Regions from separate parts of the Homo sapiens genome. Here regions 1, 2, 3 and 4 are each linked to region 5. A link is a loop called in an ENCODE intact Hi-C map of the cell type or tissue named here. Cell type or tissue: PC-3. All regions are shown on one strand.

Region 1 (5,000 bases), 420 kb before region 5:
TGTAAACAGCAGATAAATTCAACTTTCTGAAACCGTGAAGGCTAAGAATTTTGTAAATTCTTCCGAATTTTCTTTAAAATTCCTACTTGCCTCCTTCTCCAGTCTGAATCTAGCCCTAGAGCCTAGCTCAAAGCCTAAGAACATTGCTAGTTCTCATTAAGAATACACTCTTCTGCTCAACACTTGACTTCTTAGATTCCCAAGTATTACCTGTCCCCCATCTTCCTGGCATCCCTGCTCCTGCTCATCTGTTAAAATGACCTACCTCAGCAGCAGATCTAGCTTAGGCTTGGCTCTTGCTGCACTGACTCCTCCTGCTTTAATCAGCCATGTCCCACTGAGTCCACAGTATTTTTTTTTTTTTTGAGACAGAGTTTCACTCTTGTTGCCCAGGTTAGAGTACAGTGGCACAATCTTGGCTCACTGCAACCTCCACCTCTTGGGTTCAAGCAATTCTCCTGCCTCAGCCTCTCGAGTAGCTGGGATTACTACGGGCATGCGCCACCATGCCCGGCCAATTTTTTTATTTTTAGTAAAGGCAGGGTTTCACCATGTTGGCCAGGCTGGTCTTGAACTCCTGACCTCAGGTGATCCACCTGCCTCAGCCTCCCAAAGTGCTCGGATTACAGGTGTGAGCCACCAATGGGATAATTTTGTCTTTTTGAAATTGCGCACATCTAAAATACAGAAATTATTTATTGCAGAATTACCTTAAGTTAGCTGATCCATTACAAAATTAAGTCACCACTATTTGACTAATTAAATCTTATTTCTTACAGAATTTTTGGGAGCAACTTTCCAAGATCAAATCGAATGTAACTGCCTAAAGAGAAATGAGCATACACCAAGAAACTCACCTGTTTAGTAGTTGTACAAAAACTAGCGGACAGTGGTCAGTTAAAAAAAAAAAAAAAAGATAATCATGTTACTTAAGTTACTGAAGCACTTCAGTTCCATATGAAGATAATCTATTACCCTTCATGAACTTGATTTAATATCACCTCTCTTAAACTTTCTTTATGGTTATCTTTAGTTATTTGTTTGAATTTCTATATCATAAAAATCATCAACTATTACATCAGACTACAATTTGAAAAGACAAAAGTGACATGAAACAAAGTCCAGAGAACTGAATGCTTAGTTCTAGTATTAGAAACATTTAGTCATGAAATGTCATTATGAAAAGTCATAGGAAGATATTGAGAAAAGATAACTTTAGGAAATAGGCATACTTTCATTTGTAGAGTATCTATTCATTTGAGATTACACAAAACTACAGCACATTTCTTACCAAACACAACTATTACTAAAGCAAGATGAGTTTTGCTAGTTGAACTACAGATTGGTTTTTAGGACTGTATTTTTTTAAAAAATACCCTCAAACCAGATCGGCCCTCAAAATTGTTTAGAGATGCAAATTGTGGGCATCAATAGTAGTTTCTAAATGTGGCTAACCGTGGGTGCAACCAGTCCTTCATGCTCTAAGAATAAAAAAAGCGTCCGATTTCAAATACAAATCATTTAATTACACCTACAGTGATACAAGTTTACAAGTAGTTTCAGGCTGAAGAGAACATGTATTCAAACTGAGTGGACACATTTAAAAATATGACCTTCAATAATTATACTTCACTGAACTTTTCTAAACTATTACATTGCATAGTACTAGGACGTATCACAGATTAATCAAATGTGGTTATGAATTTGCTTGTTACAGTTACTAAAATTGATAACCAAATTGCCAATCATATTTTGATATAAATGAGCTCCATCATTCATGAAGTATTCTATTCAAAATTTTAAAGTTATTGGCTCAACAGTACACATAGTTTCATAATATTTTATACTTTCCTTACACGAAAATAAATTATTTTAACTAAAATATGTAGACTTTATAATCTGTCTGGAAATAGTTTTAAAGGTACTTTGGAAATGATATAATTCCAATGTCTATGCAACAATTTTGTATTTTTCTTTTTAAATGCTGTATGTCTTTACTTTAATCATGTAATATTTAAAAGTTCAAACCTAATTACAGATTGATTTTGCTCTTTGTAATGTGTGGTTTTTAAACAACTATTACATTTAGGTGGAAATAGGATCTTTTGTTTAAAAACAACTATGCAGTTCTTAAGATGTCCAGAAGATGTCTTTGTTGCCCTTTAGTTTTGACAACTGCTTTCATTATAGTGTTGTGACAGTCTACTCTTCACTATTTATTACTAAATTGGCATCATCTTCTTTTTTTCTTTTATGATTATGTATAAATTAAATGCTGAATATATGTTACTTTTATAATAAAAAGTGTCTTAAAATAACAAAGTGGGAAAATAAATGTAATAGGTTTCACTGGAGAAAAATGTTCAGAATAGAAATATATAAAGCAGAAAAAACATAACTTACACTGTATTCACTTAGCATTTTGGCATATTTTCTTTTAGCCATTTTTCCTATGGACTTTTAATACATTTGAGATCTTCATGTGATTTTTATGTACACATTGTTAAATTTTGAGCTATTTATAATTCTTAAAAATTGTTAATTAAATGTCATCTGAGCCGGGCGCAGTGGCTCACATCTGTAATCCCAGCACTTTGGGAGGCCAAGGCAGGCAGATCACAAGGTCAGAAGTTCGAGACCAGCCTGGCCAATATGGTGAAACCCCATCTCTACTAAAAATACAAAAATTAGCCAGGCGTGGTGGTGTGCTCCTGTAGTCCCAGCTACTAGGGAGGCTGAGGCAGACAAATTGAGCAAGACTCCATCTCAAAAAAAAATTTTTTTTTCATCTAAATTTCTGAGTAGCTGGAATTACACCACCACGCCAGGTGCAGTGGTTCACGCCTGTAATCCCAGAACTTTAGGCGGCCAAGGTGGGCAGATCACCTGAGGTCAGGAGTTCAAGACCAGCCTGGCCAACAAGGCAAAGCCCCATCCCTACTAAAAATACAAAAATTAACTGGGAATGGTGGCGTACACCTGTAATCTCAGCTACTCAGGAGGCTAAGGCAGGAGAATCGCTTGAACCAGGGAGGCAGAGGTTGCAGTGAGCTGAGATGGCACCACTGCACTCCAGCCTGGGTGACAGAGTGAGACTCCCTCTCAAAAAAAAAAAAAAAAAAACTGTAAAAGAGAGTAAACTATTTATTCATCAAGGTATTTCACTTAGATAAAATGTATAATTTATCCAGTAAAGTTATTATGTCTTTGCTCCCAGCAAATGTCTTGATTTATTTTGCAAGCAAATGTATGATTATATAACTTGTTTTCATTAAAGACAATTCCACAAACAACCTGGTAAGCTAGAAATTAAGGCACTTTATAGATTAGAAGCCTCCAAAGCTGAACCGAATACAGGCAGTGTGAAATTAGTCTGATTTCTATATATAAAATTAACTGCGATTAATTGTCCAATACAAACTTTACTATTTACTTCCATTTTTAAAAAAATTTTTGTAGAGATGGAGTCTCACTATATTGCCCAGGCTGGTCTCAAACTCCTGGCTTCATGTAATCCTCCTGCCTCGGCTCCCGCAACGTGCTGGGATTATAGGCATGAGCCACCATGCCTGGCCATTTACTTCTAATTTTTCTAGTCTTAGATTTTTCTGACTATTGACACAAAATTAACTGATTGTGAATATATTTTTGCCTAGAATATCTAGTGTGCACTATGTATGTGTGTTTGCAGGCACTCCTGACTAGTTTACAAATAACCCTTATATTTAAGTAACATGCCATTTCACTCTTCATAAGCTATCTTACATTATGAAAAGTGTTTAATGTTTTAAAACATTAGATCTCACTCTTAGTCATGCTCTAGGCTCTTGGCTTCAATTAAATATTACTTACATAAAGGGAGGTAAGATTATTATAATATTCTATTAGTAGAAGCAAGCACTTACGGCCAAATTCCTTTGGTTATTCAGTGAAGCTAACCAAATCATTTTGGTTATGGGCTAGAAACCGGCTGGTTTTTCTGATGCCTTACTATAAAACTTAGAGCTTCTGGACCACCTGCAAGTGCTAACTATGTGTTCATTTTTCTACATTTTCCTCCCTTCTCCATTATTGAAGTATTTTTGAAGAAAAACCTACGCTGAACTGCAATTTAAATTCTCAGTTGCCTTTTAGAACTAGGTCAGTAAGAAATACCACAGCTATTTTATTAGTAATATTATTTCTGCAAGTTTTTACTTTACAAATATGTAAATTATACCATTCTACTGTTACTGTTTTTCTTTCCATTGTGAATAAAATTGTTTTGTAAACTACTCAAAAGACATTTCTCAGACTTAATTTACGCATTTTTATCTTAAGATTTTTGTTTTGGTAATGATTTTTCCTTAAAATTAAGCTAAAATGAATGATTTAATAGCAAAGACATACAATGTTGTAATATAAAAATAGAATAGCACATTCAAAGGAACTTAGAAGTAGCTTTGAAGGTATTAGTTAGCTGAAGTCAAATTATTTATCTTTTATATTTTATTAAGCACTACCTTAACTATATGCTCTTTTAGGTAAATCAAAAAGTCAGTTTATCAACATTGTCATTTTCCATATAAGATTCCAAAGATTCTGAAATGCTAAATTTTAAATTAGAACAGATTTTTTCTAATATCATTAAAAATAACAGTATTTCTATATGCTCTAAATAAAAATCCATTGAGATAACATAGTTTGTTTTTTCAAAATAGTTACATTTTGATCAAACATTAAAATAGAAAGGGATGCGAAGAATTTTTAACAAATAGCATTCTATATTTTCATTTGGTTTTTAATTTTATAATTGTAATTAACTTCTAAATGTTTAAAAATATTTTATACCAGCAGTTAATTTTAAACATTATAAATAGGAAAAGAATTAGTGATAATCTTACTATTTTTGTAAACCACAAAAATAACAATGACTATAGTTTAAATAGAAAAAAGATATGGTGATATGATTTTTGTTTGTTTCCAGTGGGGTTGGAGTGATTTAAAAGCTATAGCTTTTA
Region 2 (5,000 bases), 160 kb before region 5:
TCAGCCTGACAATGGGCTGCCTTTGTTTCCTGTAAATAGAATTATTCCTTTTGACTTAACAAGAATTCTGACACACTGAGGGTCCTCCATACATGTGAAGCTATCATTGTGATTATTCAGTAATTGCCAAGAAAAAGGCATACCTGATGGAGGAACCCTTATGTTTGAAAGAATAGAATAAAGTTTTAATTCCTTTTTTATGCATTTATCTGGTGGAGGGTGCTTTGGCCACATGCGAACCTTTCCCCAGTAACGTGGGTTTGTGTAAAGTAGGAGTTTGACTGTGAGGCATTAAGAAACATGGACTTCCTGTCTCCATTTCTGGGAACCCTTAGGTCACATGGAAAATGCAGGGCCTCTGGTACTCAACTTCCCTGGGACCATGTTCTGTTAACCCTACCACCTTTTAAATTCTCCCTCACCCTCATCATGTCCTCACTTCCCTCCTTACACAGCTTCAATTCTGTGGCCAGGTTTTGGAATGATTCCCTTATCTCTGCCACAGGATCCAAGAGCTATGTTTCAATGATTTCCAAAGCCTGAAAGTCATTGTATATCCACCTTAGATAAGCCAGAAGAAACTAACCTACCTTTCAAATTTATTTGCTTTTGGCTACAGCAATAGTAATTTATTATGGTACAGTGGGTAAGTATTTTACCAATTGCTTATTAAGGCTGGAGTGCAATGTCGTGATTACTGCAAACTCCACCTCCTGGGCTCAAGCAATTCTCCTGCCTCAGTCTCCTGAGTAGCTGGGATTACAGGCCTCTGCTACCACGCCTGGCTAATTTTTGTATTTTTAGTAGAGACAGCGTTTCACCATGTTGGCCAGGCTGGTCTGGAACTCCTGACCTCAAGTGATCTGCCCCCTCTCAGGCTCCCAAAGTGCTGGGATTACAGGTGTGAGCCACCACACCCAACTACATTAAGGAGTATTTGGAAGTTCATACAAGAATGCCACATAAGGCCACAATGAATAGTAGGTGTAGTTGACTGTTCTGTCTCTCACATAGACATACAAGCTCACAAATTGACACTCGTGCTTAAGTCAATGAACTCTATTATAAACTCATGTGCACTCATTTTACAAACATGGATTTTTGCATTCTCTTTTAAGCCATCTGTTGCCTATGTAGGATCCTGGTTTTTAAAAATCTCTCATATCATTTTTACAGTGTACAGTTATGGTTGTGTTTACACTTACTCAAGATGATTTAGGGTAGTAAGCATATGGATGAACTTTAAAACTTTTAAATTGTTATGCATATATTTTAAAACATATTTGAAAAAATATGTAGTTTATCAGACTATCATTTCACAGAAAGTAGGATGCAAGCAAGTTTTTAAAAATGGGTTAATAAAAACATGAAGTCACATTGTACTGAGATACAACAAAAATAACACAAGGAATAACAATAATAAATAATAAAATTAATAATAAAAATTAAAAATATCCTAAGTGGTAAGGGATGACCACAATTTAAGTTGCAGATTCATCTATGATTCAGGGGGACCAAAAAAGTCCACTGCGGTTGGCCCTAGAGAAAGGCTCCTTCACGAAGTATGCTCCAGTCTGCCTTTGCCCAACGTTCCATTAGCGCTCACTAGCAGACATATCAAAACAGGTACCAATGACTTAAAAAATTATTTTTCTACAACTCAGGAAAATTCTACCAAACAATTTTATCAGCGGGACACCCTCTGTCCACTCTCTGGACATCTGTGTCTAATGTGATCATGGCTTTAGATCTTCAGAGCTTACAAGCATTAGAAACATGCCAGAAATCTACTCACAGCAAAACTGTTTTTTTAGAAAATCACACAGAATTGAAAACCCGGTTTAAAAAGCTCCATACAAATCATGAGCTATTTATCACTTTCCTTTAATACACTACCATTTTACTCCAAGAGCCCCATTTAACAGAACTTCAAAACTGAAAGTGGATTTATTTACATTTTTTATGAAGAAACAATGGTATATACTCTTAATCACCCAGTGTTTCTCCACGGGGTTGCTAATGGCATTGGCAGAATGTTTAGCATCGCTGGTTCTTGGGTGCTAAATGCCAGTGGCACCCTCCTCCAAGTCTTTGTGACAACCAACGTTGCTCCCTGACATGCACGTGCGCGCGCTAGCGCACACACACACACACACACTCTCTCTCTCTCTCTCTCTCTCTCTACCTGCCCTCAGTGGGGCAGTACTGCCCTCGCTTGAGAACCCAAACTGCCTTATGCTGAAAAGAAACCTGAGACCCAGGGAAGAGAAGGGCAGTAGGGATTTGCCCAAGACCTACACCAAACTGGTATTGTGTTCGGCTTTCAGGCTGCAAAGAAGAAAGCGTTCAGACCATCTCAGATGTGGGGGGATTATAGAAAGTTTACACGGTGCAGGCTGGCGGGTGTGTGGTGAGGAGACCCAGAAAACCATTTCAGGGATCTCCCAGCCAGGCCTAATGGAGAAGAAGAAGACTTTTTCTCACTGTTGCAAGTTCAACAGCAGATGTGAGGTCTCAGGGGCTGCTCTGGGGACTTGGCCGCTTTGTCACCCGTGCCGGAAGCTCACAGGCCCCGGAGATCCCGCCTTCTGACTGCATCGCCCTCTGCCTTATTTTTTCTGCTTTGCTTCCCCTCAAACTGTTTCCTTACTGCCTCTGTCCCTACTCCTTTCTTTCTGGTTGTTTTACGTTCACAGTTTCCTCAAGAAAATACAAACAGAATCATTAAATATCACCAATACACAGAATCCCTTTGGAACGGAGTTTTTTTTGCCAGGCTACCCGAGAAGCCGCTGGTACCATCCAAGGCTGCTTTGGGCTAGAGCCAACAGCTTATTTTCTCCAGCAGGGGGCAGCATCGCTCGTTGGCATCTTGAGGTTCACTACTCAAGGTGGGCTTTGAAGTCAGATTGCCTGGGTTTGAAAGCCAGCTCCATAAGCCCCTGTGTAACTTCAGCTGCCTGTGCCTCCGTTTCTCATTTGTAAATTGACACATTAATAATAAAATGACTTCAAAAGATTTGTGTTTATGTGTGCTGGCAGGGGAAGGAAGTTTAAATGAGAAGGCATTAAAAATAACTCAAAATACAATGACAATCTTCATACAAGTAGAAAAAACAAATTATTTTGTCGTTCTTAAAATTTATGTAGAACCACTGTACTGGCATAACAACAGACACATAGATCAATGGAACAGAATAGAGAACTCAGATACCACCCATGCATTTACAGACAGCTCATTTCAGAATTACCATATGATTGAGCAATTCCACTAGTGGGTATGTATCCAAAAGAAAAAAAAAATTAAGGCCTGGTGCAGTGGCTCACACCTGTAATCCCAGCAATTTGGGAGGCCGAGGTGGGCAGATCACTTGAGCCCAGGAGTTCACGACCAGGCTGGGCAACATAGTGAAACCCCATCTCTACAAAAAAAATACAAAAATTAGTCAGGTGTAGTGGCGTCCATCTGTAGTTCCAGCTACTCGGGAGGCTGAGGTGAGAGACTCGCTTGAGCCCAGGAGGTGAGGCTGCAGTGAGCTGAGATCATGCCACTGCACTCCAGCCTGGGTGACAGGGTGAGACTCTGTCTTAAAAAAATAAAAAAAGAAAAAGAAAGAAAGAAAGAGAGAGAGAGAAAGAAAGAAAAAGAAAGAAAGAAAGAGAGACGGAAAAAGAAAGAGAGAGAGAAAGAAAGAAAAAAAAAAGATAGATCAGTATATCAAAGAAATATCTGCACTCCCACCTTTAGACAAAGGTGCCGAGAACATACAATGAGGAAAGAACAATCTCTTCAATAAATGGTGCTGGGAAAACTGGATAACCACATGCAGAAGAATGAAACCAGATCCCTATCTCTCACCATATACAAAAATGAAAGCAAAATGGATCAAAGCCTTAAATCTAAAACCTGAAACTATGAAACGACTAGTAAAAAACGTTGGGGAAATGCTCCAGGACGTCGGTCTGGGTGAAGACTTTTTTGTATAAGACTTCAAAGGCAGAAAAGAAAAAAAAATAGACAAATGGGATTACATCAGGCTAAAAAACTTCTGCACAGCAAAAGAAACTATCAACACAGAGACAACCAACAGAATGGGAGAAAATATTTGCAAACTATCCATCTGATAAGGAATTAGTAACCAGAATATATAAAGAGCTCAAACAACTCAATAGGAAAAAAACCCCAATAATTCTATTTAAAAATGAGCAAAAGATTTGAATAGACATTTCTCAAAAGAAGATATATAAATGGCCAAAAGGTATATGAAAAAGTGTTCAACCTCACTAATCAGGAAAATGCAAATCAACACCACAATGAGATGTCTCACACAGAATGGCTATCACGAAAAAAATATCAGGGAATAATAGATGCTGGCAAGGATGTAGTTAAAAGGGAATACTCATACATTGTTAGTTCAAATGAAAATTAGTACAGCCACTATGGAAAACAGCATGGAGGTTCCTGAAAAAACTAAAAATAGAACTACCATATGATTTAGCAATTCCAATAGTGGGTCTACATCCAAAATAAAGGAAATAAATATATCAAAGAGATATCTGCACTACCATGTTTACTGCAGCACTACTCACAATAGCCAAGATATGAAATCAACCTAAGTATCCATCAGTGGATGAATGGATAAAGAAAATGTGGTTTATGCACACAGTAGAATAGTACTCAGCCATAAAGAAGAATGCAATCCTGTCATTTGCAGCAACATGGACGGAACTGGAGACCATTATGTTAAGCAAAATAAGCCAAGCACAGAAACACAAATACTGCATGCCCTTACTCATATGTGAAGCTAAAAAAGTGGGTCTCATGAAGATAAACAGATTGGGGTCAGGCATGCAGTGGCTCATGCCTGTAATCCCAGCACTTGGGAGGCCAAGGCAGGCAGATCACCTGAGGTCAGGAGTTCGAGACCAGCCTGGCCAATGTGGTGAAACCCCGTCTCTACTAAAAATACAAAAATTAGCCAGGTGTGGTGGCGTGCACC
Region 3 (5,000 bases), 140 kb before region 5:
GCTTGACAACGGATCTCTTAGAGATTTTTGCTCAGTACCGAAGTTCTAATCACTCTCTTATCTCAGCCACCCTCAGGAATCAAGAAGCAAACCTCCTAGAGAATAGTTCAGTATTGGGAGACTTATGAGCTACTGACTTCTGTTGACTGAATGACAAACAGAGGTCATAGACTCTGCTGCCTGAGTCTGAATCCTGACTCAACCACTTACTGTCTGCCTTGAATAAGTTAATTAACCTCTTTTTGCCTCAGCTCCCACACCTGTAAAATGAGGCTAATAATGAGAATTATCCCACAGTGTTACTGTGAGGATTAAATGAGACAGTACATATAAAAAAGTGTCTGGCATGTGGTAAGCACTCAATTATTATAAGCTATGTTTATGAAAACATTTAAATATAAAATACCACATTAAATACCCATTTTGGTACACAAATTATCTCAACATTTCTTAAAAGCAGATTTTTCCATGCATTCTACTAAAAAAACAGTTTTTGGTACTTAATTGTGGTAGACATCTCCCATAGTATGAGGAATTCCAGAATCATTGATCTGGGTGTTCTTACCTGAACTCACCGGCACAAGAAGAAAACATCTAGAATATGGCTGACTCCTGACTCAGCCTTTTTCTTTTAACAACAGTAGGACTTTTAATCATTGCATTCAGAGTAATACCTGTCAATCACCTTTTTTTCTCTAATTAAATTTACCTGGAGTTCATTTTAAAGACAATAATTTGTTCAGCCAAAAGTGGTTGCATATTTATGCCACAATTAGTTAAGGACTCCACAAATGAACCCCTCTCTCTGAGCCTCTGTGAAGAAAGGAGAACGCAGTTGAGAGCCCAGAAGATTTCAGAGCAATTAAGCCTAGAAATGCAGGTGTTTGAAACACCTGTTTCCCCTCCCTCCCACGCCTGCTGCCCTGGCCACCCTTGTCAGTAGGTTAAAATAATTAACTGACGCTATCGGAAGAAAAGCCCAAGCACTGCTAAGGGCAACAAGTCTCCTTTTCTCCCCTTTCTCAGATTAAATGAGAAAAATAAAAAGGTTCATGGGTGGTCTAAAAACAGGAGAGGGGAAAAAACCTTTCCTCTTCTTTAAAAAAAAAAAGACAAAACCAAGTGACAAGGAAGACATTGTTTCCCTCAAGCAAACTCAGTGGCTTGCTTAAGTTCAGAATTCTATGTTTGTTTTGTGAAAGTGATTGCAGCGCTGTTCATGAGCATGAAAAAAGCTATTTAAGGGATATTTATGTGAGGAAATAAAGCAACTGGGGAGACTGTAATTTTGCCTGACCTGCCTTTTGTGAATACCTGCAAATTTATACTAAATCTCAACAACAGAGTCCCTCCCAAGGGTAAATTGTGGAAATTTTATTGGGACTTTTAAAAATGAAATAGGCCATAGCTAGGAAATCAAGAAATTGTTTTTAAAAATAAAGGAAGTTCAATGTGGCAATTTGATTCAATTTTGGCCATGATGTTTTGTGTATCTCAGTTTTGTTTTCCTGAGTTTCATTAAAGCAACTGTTGAATACTATTTGGCATAACTCGGAAAGATCGTGAAGATAGTTTTGTTTTTATGATTACTGGCACTTTCCCTCTCTATTCAAACGCTTTTATTTTTTTGAGACAGGGTCTCACTCTGTCACCCAGGTTGGAGTACAGTGGCTCAATCTCGGCTCACTGCGACCTCCGCCTCCTGGGCTCAAACGATCCTCCCACCTCAGCCCCCCAAGTAGCTGGGATTACGGACACGCGCCACCACATCCGGCTTTTTTTTTTTTATTTTATTTGTAGAGACGGGGTTTCATCATGTTGCCCAGGCTGCTCTCGGACTCCTGAGGTCAAGCCATTCACCTGCCATGGCTTCCCAAAGTGCTGGGATTACAGGCGTGAGCCACTGTGCCTGGCCTCAAACACAAATTTAAGAAGCTTTATGCATTTTAATTGGAACATGTGATTTTGGAAGACAAGGATGATACAGGCCAGAGGACCTGCCAGAGTTAGGAAACTAGTTCAGTATTTAAGTAAATATGCATGCACCTACACTTTTCCATTTTTTCAAAGATAATCTAAGGTGACTGGTCCAGCTAGACTCTGGATTTGAGTAAAAGCTTTGTGACAATGCCCACATGAAATATACATTGCAGGAAGAGAATGGATTACCACATACTGTTAATTTCGTCCATAATTCTGACCAATGTATATTTTTTATAATGCCTGATGGTTTTATAAGTATTTTCTCATTTGAGGTAAGGCAGGTCTCATAACACCTGTCCTGGAAACGAGGTGGCTAAGGTGTTGGATCGAGGCAGTCACGGAGAGGGAAGGAGAGCATCTCCGGTTATGGAGGGAACCTTTGAGGACTTAAGCAACTGGCCGCCTATACAGGAAGTGGTAAAACTGGGCTCCTGCAAGACCACCTCCATCCCTCGCCCCAGGTTTCTTGACATCAGATCCAGTGCTATTGACACCACCACCCAGGCCAGGTGAATTCTTCTCCAGTATAGCACTGCCTTTTCACAAACCAGTGTTGAGGCTCACTGTTCAAAGTGGCCAGCTCCTGAGAGCAGCATTAATTTTAAATGGCCAGCAGGTGGCAGAGTAAATCCTAGTCCCAAATCTATTTCAGTAGTTTTAAATCATTTGAAACTAACAGCTGAAAACTTCATTATCAGTTCAAATAAGCTTAGCATTTAAGGTTTCATTAAAATATCGGCAATTATAATATGTAATATAGAGACCTAAGACCACTGTCAAACTAAAAGCTGATTCTAACACATGGCTTGCTTTTTTTCCCCCCTGAGCAATCTAACACAGTTGTAAAGTAGTTTTTTGTTTTTAGTTCTGTTTTCCTCTTACTGTGCTACTTAGTGAGAGAGAAATGCTGGCTTGCTACTCATTTTAGTTCCTTTTCTCATTAAGGAAATATTTTTAATAGCTGCATGTGGCATGAATCCACGAACAGTACAGCTCTGTCTAGGTCCAGGAATGTCTTTATTAAGGGTTCGTTACTAAGCACCAGTTTTCCAACTCCTCCTAGCCTGGTGCTCTGGGGAGATAACCCAGAGGAACTGCTCAAATTACATTGCACTCCTTGGCTGTATCCTGGGCGGCTCTAAAGGGAGGCGAATTAGAGAAGACTCTCTTCATCAAAACCTTCCTCTCCTTCATAGCATCTTACTTCATGGTGTCGTAATTTAAAGGATCTGTAAACCTTGAGGCTCCCAAATGCTTTGTTTAATGCCTTCTTCAGCTGCTTTCATGCATTCTTAGCAAGGACCAATAATGATTAAAAGGGGTTTCCATCCAAACATTTGCAGAGATTTTTACTTAAAATACAATCTTCATATAGTGTATCCATACGTATACATTCATTTCCATACATACATGCATTTGCCTTTACATGTATATATATTTACATACATTTGTACAAGGATCAAATCTCATTACAATGAATTTCATTGGATTATCTAATTTCCCATATTATCGTGGAATTTTGCTGCTTCAAATATGTTTTAAGTAAATTAAAGGAATTAGGTTCTAAGTTGTAGAAACTATACCACCTACTATCACATAACTTAAGAACTTGAAAATGTTTAATCTGAATTTAATTTTTTGATATGAGATTTGCCATATGTTCATAGGCATCCATAAATCAATTGATCTTAAAAAAGCACATTGAGATTATACATATAAATATCTAATTATATATGCTTTGTCTTTTTTTCAGAAAAAAAGGTTTCAAAAGGACTTAGAGAATTACAGGTTACAAATATTTTTACACAATTAGCTGCTAAGATTTAATTAAAAATGTATTAACTGATGCTTCTAGAATGACATAATATCTTTTCAAGCTGATATATATTTCAACTGACCAAATAAAGGTAAATGTTAATAGTGCAAGTTAGCTGTCTACTTGCTCTCTAATTCACTGCAGTCAGCAGTTGAAGAATGGAGCTTATTTAGAATATCTCAAATCATGTAATAACACTATTCCTTTTTAAATGAATTCAAAGGAACTAAACGGTATAAGAATCCACCAGTAATAGAACAAGTGTGTTGACGGTAATTGTAGAAGTCATTTTGCCTTTCCTTGAAATTGCAAATTCCATTTCATAACCAGGTTAAACTCCCTTCTGTGCCAATTTCCCCATCAACAAGTACACACACATATTTTTCATAGACCCTGAACCATCCCCTCCAGGATTATTTATTTCCTTATTTTTTTAAGAACAATGTCATACCCACATAAAATTTGCTTTAAAAATGTGCACTTTTGTTTGCTTTTTCCAACATTACATGTTTATTTTACAGATTGGGTTGAGAGCTGGAAGACTTTTTTTTCCTGTTTCATCCTAAAAGCGTAAGGATCAATGCCAATTGTATACTTAGATATCAAGGCAACTTTTCCAGCTGTGCCCTAACTGTTCTCTATTGTGCTCCTTACCATGTCCTTGGTGTCATTTTTCTGATTTGAGTGAAACCTATGCAAGACATTAATTGTGTCTTATTACCGGTTCTTGCTCTTCTTTTCAATCCTGATAGGTATGAATGCCCCAAGAGAAACACAACCAATAAAACAAAACAGCAGTATATTCCTCTATACATTGTTTGTGAAGCAATGAATATGTGAAAAATTCATATTTGCCAGTGTACTTCAGGGCATTTTGGGAGGCCCTTTAAAAAAATCCATTGGTCTGTTTCTACCACAGTACCACTTCAAATCTGACTATTGGGCTGATTTAGCCAGAAGGGCAATAATTATGAATCATTTCCTTTAAATATTATAGCATTTTGTGCATCAGTGCTCAATACTAACAAAATTAAAAGTGCTGGTATAGCAAAACTAGGGAAAATTTAAAATGGAAAAGTATATATGTTACTATAGTTTCAGAATAATTATTAATAAAGCAACATTTTGGCTTGTGTTATCTACAGCCTGGATTAAAAGCAGTGAAGAAATGAGTGAGCTAGTGGAACCTACATCCAAGTTG
Region 4 (5,000 bases), 220 kb before region 5:
CTCATCCTTTGAGTTTTTAATATCAACATTTTAAATTTTATTTTTTTAGCTTCAAAGGTGTGCATATGCTTGTTACATGGATATAGCATGTATAATGGTGGAGGTTGGGCTTCTAGTGTACCCATCACCCAAATACTGAAGGTTGGACCCAATAGGTAGTTTTTCAACCCTCACCCTCTCCCACCCAATTGTTTTTATTTCTGAAAGTAATATTTCTTTCTTGGTCTGCCTGATAATTTTTTTATAGTTTCTTATTTTTCGTTAGTTTTCAAAAAATACCTTGTTGGGCATTTTGTCCATAGATGTACTATCTTATGTTTGCTAATTCCAATATCGGAAGTCCTTAGGAAGTTGTACTTAAGGTAGTTTGTTTCTTTCTGTATTTGGTGATTTTTTTTATGAGCTAATATTTGATTAAACCGAATATTTCTCCATCCTCTGTATAGTTGCCTACAATGTAATTTCTACTTTTTTTTTTTTAGCATAAAAGAGTTTCATTTTCCTTTTTATACTCAATAACTTGTTTAATTAGCCAGTATTTTTACCAGTTTCTTTACTTATTGTTCCTTGCATCTTCTCTGAGTCCACTTTTCTTCTTGCTGAAGTACATCCTTTAGTAATCCTTTTAGTAAGAGGCTGGCTTGTAAATGTCCTTAGTTTTTGTGTGAAAGTATATTTTATGCATTACTTTGTTTTTCAGCTAGATAGGGAATTCTTGGTTGATAGGTTTCCTCCCATCAGCAACCTCAGTATATTATTTCATTGTCTTGTGAAACTTGGCAAACTTGGATCTCTGAGAAGTTCGATCTCTGCCTAATTGTTATGCTTCTGTATGTAATTTTTTTTTTCTGGTAGTTTTTTAAAAGATTTCTTTTCTTTATTCTGTCACCACTACTTACTGTGTGACCTTGGGCAAGTTCAAAATGGATATAAAATTGTATCTGTGTCATAGGGTTGTAATGAGGATTAAGTTTTAAAGCACTTAGAACAGAGCCTTGCATATTATAACTGTGACATGTTAATATTTGTTTTATTTTGCCATACTTGATATTCTAAACACATTTCTATGATATGCTTAAGTATGTTGTTTTATCCATAGCTCCTCTTTGAAATACATTGTTGATGGGAAGATTCATATCTTTCTTTGTTTCTAGAAAATTCCTTAGCCTTCATATCTTTGAATATTCATTTTCCAATATTCCTTCTTAGTCTCTGTATTATGTTCTAGGTGGTTCCTCAGTATCATTTTCTAATTTACTAATTCACACTTTGACTTTGTCCAGCTAGAGTTTATGTGGCCTCAGTTCCAGTGAATTTTTTTTAAATATTCAGGCTGTCTCTCTAATAGCCACCTATTCTGGTTTGATTTCTGCCTATTTTTAATTTTTCTTCCTTTAATGACTATTGTGGCTTCCTTTTAACATTTGAAATTATTTTCAGATTGTCATTTTTTCTTCTAGAATGAATTACAGTTGTTGATTTTATTGGCTGTCCATCTTAGTTTAGTTTTCTTTGTGTGTTTTGAGTTTGCTTTTGCAGTCTCCTATTGACTGGAAGTTTTTGTTGTGTTTTCTTTTTCACTCTTCTTATCCAGTGTTTTTACATGCACCTACATCTCTGTCTAAAACCACATCTTTATATTGGAGGCTTGATTCCCTTGATTCTTGGTAACATCAGGATCAGGCTTCTCTTTCCAAGAATAAGACACAAACTAAGATCTATATTTCTTCTCACTGGACACATAATTTCATCTAAACCGTAGCCCCATGCAATGGTTAGTAGTAGCTTTTTCTGGCTCCTTTCATTGGTTGGAAGAGCCTCTCCACCCTAGGTATTGGTTTCAAGCAGTGAGCCTGAGTTCTATCCCAGCCATGCATGGGTACCTTTTTAGTCCCTGTTACTATCCCTACAGGATGTGGACTTTTGGCCATCTCTGTTACTTGAGCCCAGAAGGCTCACAGTTTTAGCTTCAAAAACTGCTTTGTATTTAAAGAGTTCAGTGGCTTGGTCTTTTTTAATATTTTGTTTGTATAGTTAATAAATATTTAACATACATTAAAATGTTTGGAACAGATACATTTCAAAAGTGAATATACAAATCCATTTGGTTGGAAGTTAGTCCATTTTGTGTTGCTATCACAGAATATCACAGACTGGGTAATTTATTAATAATAGAAGTTTATATAGCTCTTGGTTCTGAGGGTGGTAAGTCTAAGATTGAGGGGCTGCGTCTGGTGAGGGCCTTCTTGCCAGATGGAAGGCAGGAATGCAAGAGAGCACAAGTGCAAACAAGGGCAAGACGGGGCCAGACTCGATTTTACCAGGAACTCACTCCTAAGATAAGGGCATTACTCAATTCATGAGGGCAGAGCCTTCATCACCCAGTTACTTTTTATGGACTCACTGGTTATTACTGTCACAATGACAATTCAATTTCAACATGAGTTTTGGAGGTGACATTCAAATCATAGCAGAAGTCAATGTTTAAAATCAATGTATATCCTACATACCCTTCAGAAAGATACTAGTTGACTCTCCTACTTATGAGAGGTATATTTTTTTATTCCTTTGCCAATATTGGGTGTAATAATTTTTTAATCTTTGAGAAGGTAATGTATAAAAAACAAATTTGTGTTTAATAGCTAGCAGGATTGGTCATTGCTCCATATATTTATTACCCATTTATATTCTTTTATTTATTTAATTGCCTGTTCACATTCATTGCCCATTTCTTTTCCTTTAAGGTGTTCATTTTTATTGTCTTTTAAAATAGCTGTTTGTATATTGTAGTAATGTTAACTTTTGTGTATATATTGCAGATGCTTAAAAGACGTTTGCTTTTCAGGTTAATGAGCTTTATTTTATAGTGTAGGAGTTTCTTTTCTCTGGAGTCACTTTTTCTTATTCCTTTGGAATCAGTCTTTTCTTGTCATCCTTAGAAAGTCCTTTCCTACCATAAGATTACAGAAATATTTGCATACATCTACTGGTATTGTTTTATTATTAATACTTCAGACTTCAATCTTTAATCTCTTGGTATTTATTTTAAGGTGTGATGTTGAAGGGATTCAGCTACCCACCACTGGAGGGCAGGAGTGGAAAAGATCAGCTTTCAGGCACCCATTATTGAATCTCTCTGTTCCCAGAGAGCTCTTTCTGGATTCTCAGTTCTATTCCACTGATAAATTTATTCCTGCATTAGTATTGCCTCTTAAATACTATAATTTGGAATCAAGTTTAAATATCAGGTATTGCAGATTCTCATGATTTTAAGAATGTTTTGGCTATTCACATTTATTCATATATATTTTGAAATGATTTAATCAAGGTCTGGGAACAAAAAGGTCCAGTTGTGATTATATTGAATTTATAGATTAAATAAAGGGAGGATAACCATCTTCACAATTTTGAATCTTCCTATCCAAGAAAAAGAAGTGTGTGTTATTCTGAAGCCCTCTTCTTAAAAAGGTTCTATTTCTTGTTATTTATTTAGATATACTTTTATTTCTGTTTTAACTTTCTAAGTGATTACTGTTAATCATTTTCATATATGGTTTTCTATAGTCAAATAATCTTATTGAGTATTTTTTTCCCTATCATTTCAGGTTTTGAGTTTGCCATCATGTCATTAACTGCAAATAGTTGATCTCCTTATAATTTTATGCCTCTTTTTGTTAGCCTTGGCTTATCTCAATAACCATTATTTCTACACATTGCTGAGTTACAGGGATAAGAGTTGGTGTCCTTGTTCTTTTTTCTTTCCTGGGAATTGTTCTAGTACTGAGATTTCCTCTTTGGCTTGAAGTAAGTATTATATTAAGGAATAAATTTTATCAAATCCCTTTCAGAATATGATGAGATGATCATATGGATTGTTTTTAACTTTTAAAAAGATGACTTACATTAGTCAGCTGCCTAATGTTGGCTCATTGTTACGTTCCTAAAATGATCCCTATTTGGTGATTTGTAATATATATTTTACTGACTTTTTGGCATCTGTATTAATAAGTATGTTTGGACTATAGTTTTATTTTTTTAGTGCTGTCTTTGTCAAATTTTATAGAAGGATTATGATAGGTTTGTAAAAAGAATTGGAAATTTTTTTCCTGTAATCTATAGATAACTTAGGTAATTTGAGAGTTACATGTTTCCTTAGGGCTTGAAGGATCTTGTTTTGAAATAGTCTTGCCTGATGCACTTTTATTTTTAATAGCTTATTTTGAGAACAATCCAAATTTAAAATTTGCAAAAATAATACAGTGAACTTCCATATTTATTTAAATGGCCAATTGTTAACATTTTTCCACATTAGTTTTACAGACTTTTTTCCCTGTGTATGTGCATATATGTATTCATATTCTCTTGGCATGCACACACACATTTTGTTATTTTTTAGTTTTGCTGAACCATTTAAGACTCAGTATGGACATCATGAACCTTTACTCTTAAATATTTAAATGTGTGTCCCCTAAGAACAAGGACTATCACTTTCTCTTACATAACCATAGTTCAATTATCAAATTTAGGAAATTTAACATTCATACAATACTATTATCTAATATACAATCCATAGTCAGATTTTATCAGTTGTCCCAGTAATGTCCTTTATAACAATCTTCCCCTCCCCATTCCTTCACCCTTTGCCTTCATCCAAGCCAGTCCATAATCACATATTACAGTTTGTTGTGACCTCCTTGGTCTCCTTTAACCTGGAGTGGTTCTTTAGTCTTTTTGCATTTTGTTTTTCATGAGCTCTGAAGTTTTTTGAGGGATAGTTCTTTAATAACTTTCTCATATTGTTCCAGGTTTCTGGTCTTCACTCTAGCACTAATTGAAAAAAAAAAAATTTGTTTTCCGAGAACTGTTACTTTCCTCCATATTTTCAAATTTATTAACAGAGAATTGTACAGAGTGATTTATTTTACAACAATAAAATTCTATTTGTGAGGTGAGTATAGCCTGTTTGGCTTCTAATTTTAAATAATTTTTTTAGTTAGACT
Region 5 (5,000 bases):
GCAAGCACAACTCAAATACATATTAGTTGAATGGACATTTTGAGACTGACTCATTTGCTCAGTTTCAAATAAAGTACATTTTCTGCCCAAAATGCTGTCTTTAGGTAATTTATGCTCTTAGGCTTTGTCTGCCTATCCAAAGTGAAATAAAGAGTGTAAACAAAATCATTAAGCAGTTCAGTCCTCCAAAGTGCCTCAATCCTTTGTATATTTCTCGTAGAAATGTTTTTAACCGTAAATGATCACAATAATTGTCTCAAGTCACCAAAACCTAAGCTGTTTCACGGAATATTTAAGTGAAAAAGAAGGTTTCAGAAGTTTTTCTTCCTTAAGTGCCTCAGATCAGATATGCATAACCAATTTTATTATAGTGTGCTGTCATATTGCTCACTAGTTGGTATTAATATTCAACAAAACTAACATGTTTTGATAATGTAACAATTTAGCAGATTTATTCTTTTGTGTGTGTGTGAAAAATCTTTTACTTAGTTTTTCCAGCTTTATTGAGGCATAATTGACAAATAAAAATTGTATTTACCACGTACATGATATTTGGACGTATACATACATTGTGAAATGATCACCACGATCAAGTTAATTTGTATAACACATCCATCACCTCATATAATCATTTTTGGGTGTGTGTGGTGAGAACCTTTAAGATCTACTCTCTTAGCAAGTTTCAAGGACACAATACAGTATTATTAACTATAGTCACCATGCTGTACATTAGATCTCCAGAACTTATTCAATCTGCCTAACTGAAACTTCGTACCCTTTGACCAACATATTTCCTCATTCCCACCTCCTCCCTCCCCCAGCCACTGGCAACCACCATTCTACTCTCTGCTTCTATGGGCTCAGCTTTTTCAGATTCCACCTACAAGTGAAGTCATATAGTATTTGTCTTTCTGTGCCTGACTTACTTCAATTAGCATAATGTCCCACAGGCTCATCCATCATCCATGTGGTCACAAATGACAAGATTCCTTCTCTGTTAAAGCTGAATAAAAGTCCGTGTGTGTGTGTGTGTGTGTGTTTATCCATTCATTGACAAATGAATGGATAGGTTGAGTATATATCTTGGCTATTGTGAATAATGTTGCAGTGAACATGAGAGCACAGACATCTGTTCCACAAAGTGATTTTATATTCTTTGGATATGTATTCAAAAGTGGGATTGCTGGGTCTTATGATAGTTCTATTTTTAAATTTTGAGAAGTCTCTTCACTGTTTCCCTAATGGCGGTACCCATTTGCATTCCCGCAAAGAGTGTACAACTTTTCCTTTTTTCCATATCCTTGTCAACACTTGTTGCCTTTTTTATCATAGTCATTCTAACAGGTGTGACGTATCCTATTGTGGTTTTGATTTGCATTTCGCTATGATTATTGACGTTCAGCATTTCTTTATATATCTGTTGGCGATTTGCACATCTTCTTTTGAGCAATGTCTATTCAGGTCCTTTGCCCATTTTTAATCAGATTGTTTGTTTTCTTGCTTAGTTGAGTTCCTTATTTAGATATTAACCCAAATTTACTCTTATTACATTTGTTTATATTTATTAACTACTTCTTTTTAGGAAAACATAGGAAAGCAAATATAAAGTGTAAATCTATTTTGTCTTACTGGCACTACATTGCTATGACTGTCAAGAAAATTTAGTAGGTAAAAAGTTAGTCTACTTCAATTTAACACTAGATTTTCTTATGAAAATTTGTAGAAATCTAGAAACACCACCTTACTGAGATCTGAAAATCAATTTATTTGCATTTAAATTCACATCTATACATATCCTAATTACCCTCATAAAAATATACCTAAGTTCTACCAACACCACTACCATCTATCTTATTCCATTCCAAAATTTTCTTCTGGAAAAGCAATGAAGATGCTCCATCTACTGGAGAGTTTTAAATAAATTTTATTTCCCTCTCTCCCTATTCCCTCTCACTCCAGTGAATTACAGTGCTCCATTTGAAAAATTATAGAACTTTGACTCAGATAAACATTTATCTTAACAAATCATTTTCTGGGAAAGTACTCCCACAAGATAAAATTTTCCTTATCTATTATTGACACCTTTGCCTCTTGATCCATAATCAACAATCTGAAGAAATCCATTACTTAAACCTGCTGCTCATTCTAATTGCACGGTATTCCTTTTCTTCCTTTTATTGCTTAATTTATCTAATAGGAAGCTTGTGTTTCCTACCTACAATTCCTCTCCACTCATTTCCTAATTGACCTTTTCAATTTAACTACTATCTCCATCACATTTAACTACTTTCTCAGGTAATCAAGACAACATTTTAATTCCAAATCTTATGGTCTTTTCTCAGTCTTATCCTCCTCCCTTCCTTTTTTTCTTACTCTCTTCCATACTTGGTTCCATTTAAACTCTCTGCAATCCTGACTTCCAAGACACTACTCTCTTCTGGTTCTCCCACCTCTCCTATCTGCCCCTCAGATTTCATCTTCTATTTCTTTCCCCCTCACCATCACCATGGACTCTAACCAAGATTTTTTTCCTTAACTCTACCCTTTTCTTTTTTGGGGGTCATGCATCCATAGTAACTTCAATTATCACACCTGTGCTTATGAGTCCCAAATCTTTACTTCCAGTCCTATCCTATTATCAGGGAGTTATCCAAATATTTATCTTTATATGCTTTCCATCAATCTTGATTTAACCTGATCTAAATCCAAAGTCATCTCCCATAAATAATTATTCACAAAGTCTTGCTGATTTTTTCTTTGATATTTTCTTTGTATGCATCCAGTCAACTCTATAAACAATCTTTGCAGTCAGGCAGATATGGATTTAACTTCTGGATCTGTCATTTGTTAAGTCAAAACTTTGGGCAAGTTTCTAATCCAAGCTTTCGTTTCCTCACATATAAAGTGGAAATTGTAATAACTCCAACATCATGGAATAGTTATGAAGATTAAATAAAATAATTTCTATAAAGCCCCTAATATAATGCCCAGCACATAGTATATAGAAAATATAGAAGACATTGGAATGAAACTTCTTCAAATTCCAGCTATCAAACATATGATCCTACTTAAATCTTCATTAATCTATCCTCCTTCTGTTCTGTTACAATAGTGGAACTCTCTCTCCTCTTACCTAAAGCCAATTCCTCCACCTGTATTTGAGTACCATCTCCTCTTACCTCCTCAGAAGCGTTAAAATATCAAATATGCCTTTTCTCTTATGTGTATTCAATCTCTTCCATTTAATTGGATCCCTCTCATCAGCTTTAAACATGGTCAAGTCTATACCAGAAAATGAAAGAGAGAGAATCTTCCCTAGACATTAAAGGTTTTATGAGTCAACATCATATTTCTCTCACAGCCAACCTGATTTCTAAACAGTTGTCTAAACTCACAGTCTCCCTCCTCTTTTCTTACTCCAATCTGCCTTCCAATGCCATTATGCCATAAAATTTGTTCTAAGATGACAATGACCTCATGACACTGAATCCAATGAACATGTTTCAGTCATTAACTGACCTGACCTCTGCATTATCACTTTTCCTTCTTAAAACACCGCAGTAGCTGCATGATTTTTCTCCCATCTCTCATAATTTTCTCTATCTTCTCTTTCAGCCTCCTCTCCTTCCACTCAGCCATTAAATGTTGTAAATCTCAGATTCAGTCCTAGGCCTTTTTTCATCTGTACTCCATGTGCATGGTTTCTAATGCAACCACTATACAGGTGACTCACAATGTGTATCTCTAGCCTAGACCTCTAGTATCAATCCAAGTCAGTAATTGCAAACAACAGAAATTAATTCTGGCTGATTTAAGCAAAGGTGAAATTTGTTTGAAGAATACTGGGACCAGGCATGGTGGCTCACACCTGTAATCCCAGGACTTTGGGAGGTCAGGGCACAAGGATTGCTTGAGCCCAGGAGTTCAAGACCAGCCTGGGAAACACAGAGAAAACCCATCTCTATAAATAAATAAATGAATAAATAAATAAATAAATAAATAAATAAATAAATAGGTGCACACCTGTAGTCCTAACTACTTGGGAGGCTGGGGCGGGAAGATCACTTGAGCCCAGGAATTCAAGGCTGTGGCGAGCTATGATCGCACCACTGCACTCCAGCTTAGGCAACAGAATAAGATCCTGCCTCTAAAAAATAATAATAAAGTAAAAAATTTTAAAAATGTTACTGTGTAACACAAAACTCCCCAGAATAGCTAGAGAACCAGACTCATGTGCTATACAGCAAGAAGCAAAAACCAAACTCATACCACAGATTTGGTAGTCGAGACACCATCACTACAACCAAGCACTGAGGACTGCAGCTCACATCACTATCATGAGCACTACCACAACTGCCCTACAAACTCTATCTTACTTTAACTGTCACCTATTAACAGATAGGATTCTTTCTAGGGCACACTTGCTGGTGTCACTCATTCCAATTCAAAATCTTGGGTAGATATATTTCATTAAAGAAGCCTATGACACATAAATCTCTTCTTCCTCCCAGACTGTTAGGGTAAAATACTTTCCAAACATAAGAATTGGATTTAAATGCTGGGCAGTCAAAAGGAAAAGCAACTGTTCATGACACCTATCCTGAGTTCCAGACCCACGTATCTAATTGCTGACGTGATAAGCTATCTTAGTCCATCCTGCACTATAACAAAACACCACTACCTAGATAATTCATAAATAATAGAAATTTATTTCTCACAGTTTTTGAGGTCAGTAAGTCCAACACTGAGGCACTGGCAGATTCAGTGTCTGGTAAGGGCACACTCTTTGCTTCCAAAATGGTGTCTTGTTGCTGTCCTCCGGAGAGGACAAATGCTATGTCCCAACATGGTGAAGAGGACAAAGTCTTTCCCTCAAGCCCTTTTATAGGCACTAATACTAAGCCCTCATCACGCCTCTTAATACTATTACATTAGGGATTAAGTTTCAACATGAATTGTGGAGGGACACAAACATTCAAACCACAGCACAAGCTCAAACA

Evidence for each region. Peaks named below come from ENCODE experiments on the same cell type or tissue, not always from the same donor. Only the 100,000 strongest peaks of a DNase experiment are listed, where the experiment ranks them.
Region 1: it touches region 5 in a loop (11-fold over the local background); 2 of 110 quality-filtered maps call a loop at or near these places.
Region 2: a loop joins it to region 5, with 9 times the contacts of the local background. A loop is called at or near these places in 4 of 110 quality-filtered maps.
Region 3: a loop joins it to region 5, with 12 times the contacts of the local background. A loop is called at or near these places in 16 of 110 quality-filtered maps.
Region 4: a loop joins it to region 5, with 6 times the contacts of the local background. A loop is called at or near these places in 5 of 110 quality-filtered maps.

What each region holds. Positions count from the first base shown.
Region 1 is chr14:60,062,544-60,067,543 of GRCh38, forward strand. LRRC9 (leucine rich repeat containing 9) reads left to right here. Exons shown (of 33, transcript NM_001395648.1): 33 at 780-4,274. The coding sequence ends at 819. All of the region lies in intron 1 of PCNX4-DT (PCNX4 divergent transcript), which reads right to left. Among named protein-coding and RNA genes, the nearest start is that of PCNX4-DT, 27 kb to the right of the region's middle. In PC-3, a CTCF peak has its summit at 2,144; a DNase peak (open chromatin) is centred at 2,168.
Region 2 is chr14:60,329,157-60,334,156 of GRCh38, forward strand. No RefSeq gene overlaps it. Among named protein-coding and RNA genes, the nearest start is that of LINC02322, 8.5 kb to the left of the region's middle. RefSeq lists enhancers at 2,440-2,679, 2,700-2,769. In PC-3, a CTCF peak has its summit at 2,848 (motif pointing right); a DNase peak (open chromatin) is centred at 2,855; H3K4me3 peaks cover 1,240 bases; H3K27me3 peaks cover 39 bases.
Region 3 is chr14:60,347,504-60,352,503 of GRCh38, forward strand. No RefSeq gene overlaps it. Among named protein-coding and RNA genes, the nearest start is that of LINC02322, 27 kb to the left of the region's middle. In PC-3, a CTCF peak has its summit at 2,597 (motif pointing right); a DNase peak (open chromatin) is centred at 2,588.
Region 4 is chr14:60,263,488-60,268,487 of GRCh38, forward strand. All of the region lies in intron 1 of PPM1A (protein phosphatase, Mg2+/Mn2+ dependent 1A), which reads left to right. Among named protein-coding and RNA genes, the nearest start is that of PPM1A, 17 kb to the left of the region's middle. In PC-3, a CTCF peak has its summit at 3,082 (motif pointing right); a DNase peak (open chromatin) is centred at 3,084.
Region 5 is chr14:60,486,476-60,491,475 of GRCh38, forward strand. It overlaps a transcript of C14orf39 not described here. Among named protein-coding and RNA genes, the nearest start is that of C14orf39, 2.9 kb to the left of the region's middle. In PC-3, CTCF peaks have their summits at 1,896 (motif pointing left) and 2,096; no DNase peak of the experiment used is centred here; H3K4me3 peaks cover 102 bases; H3K27me3 peaks cover 1,454 bases.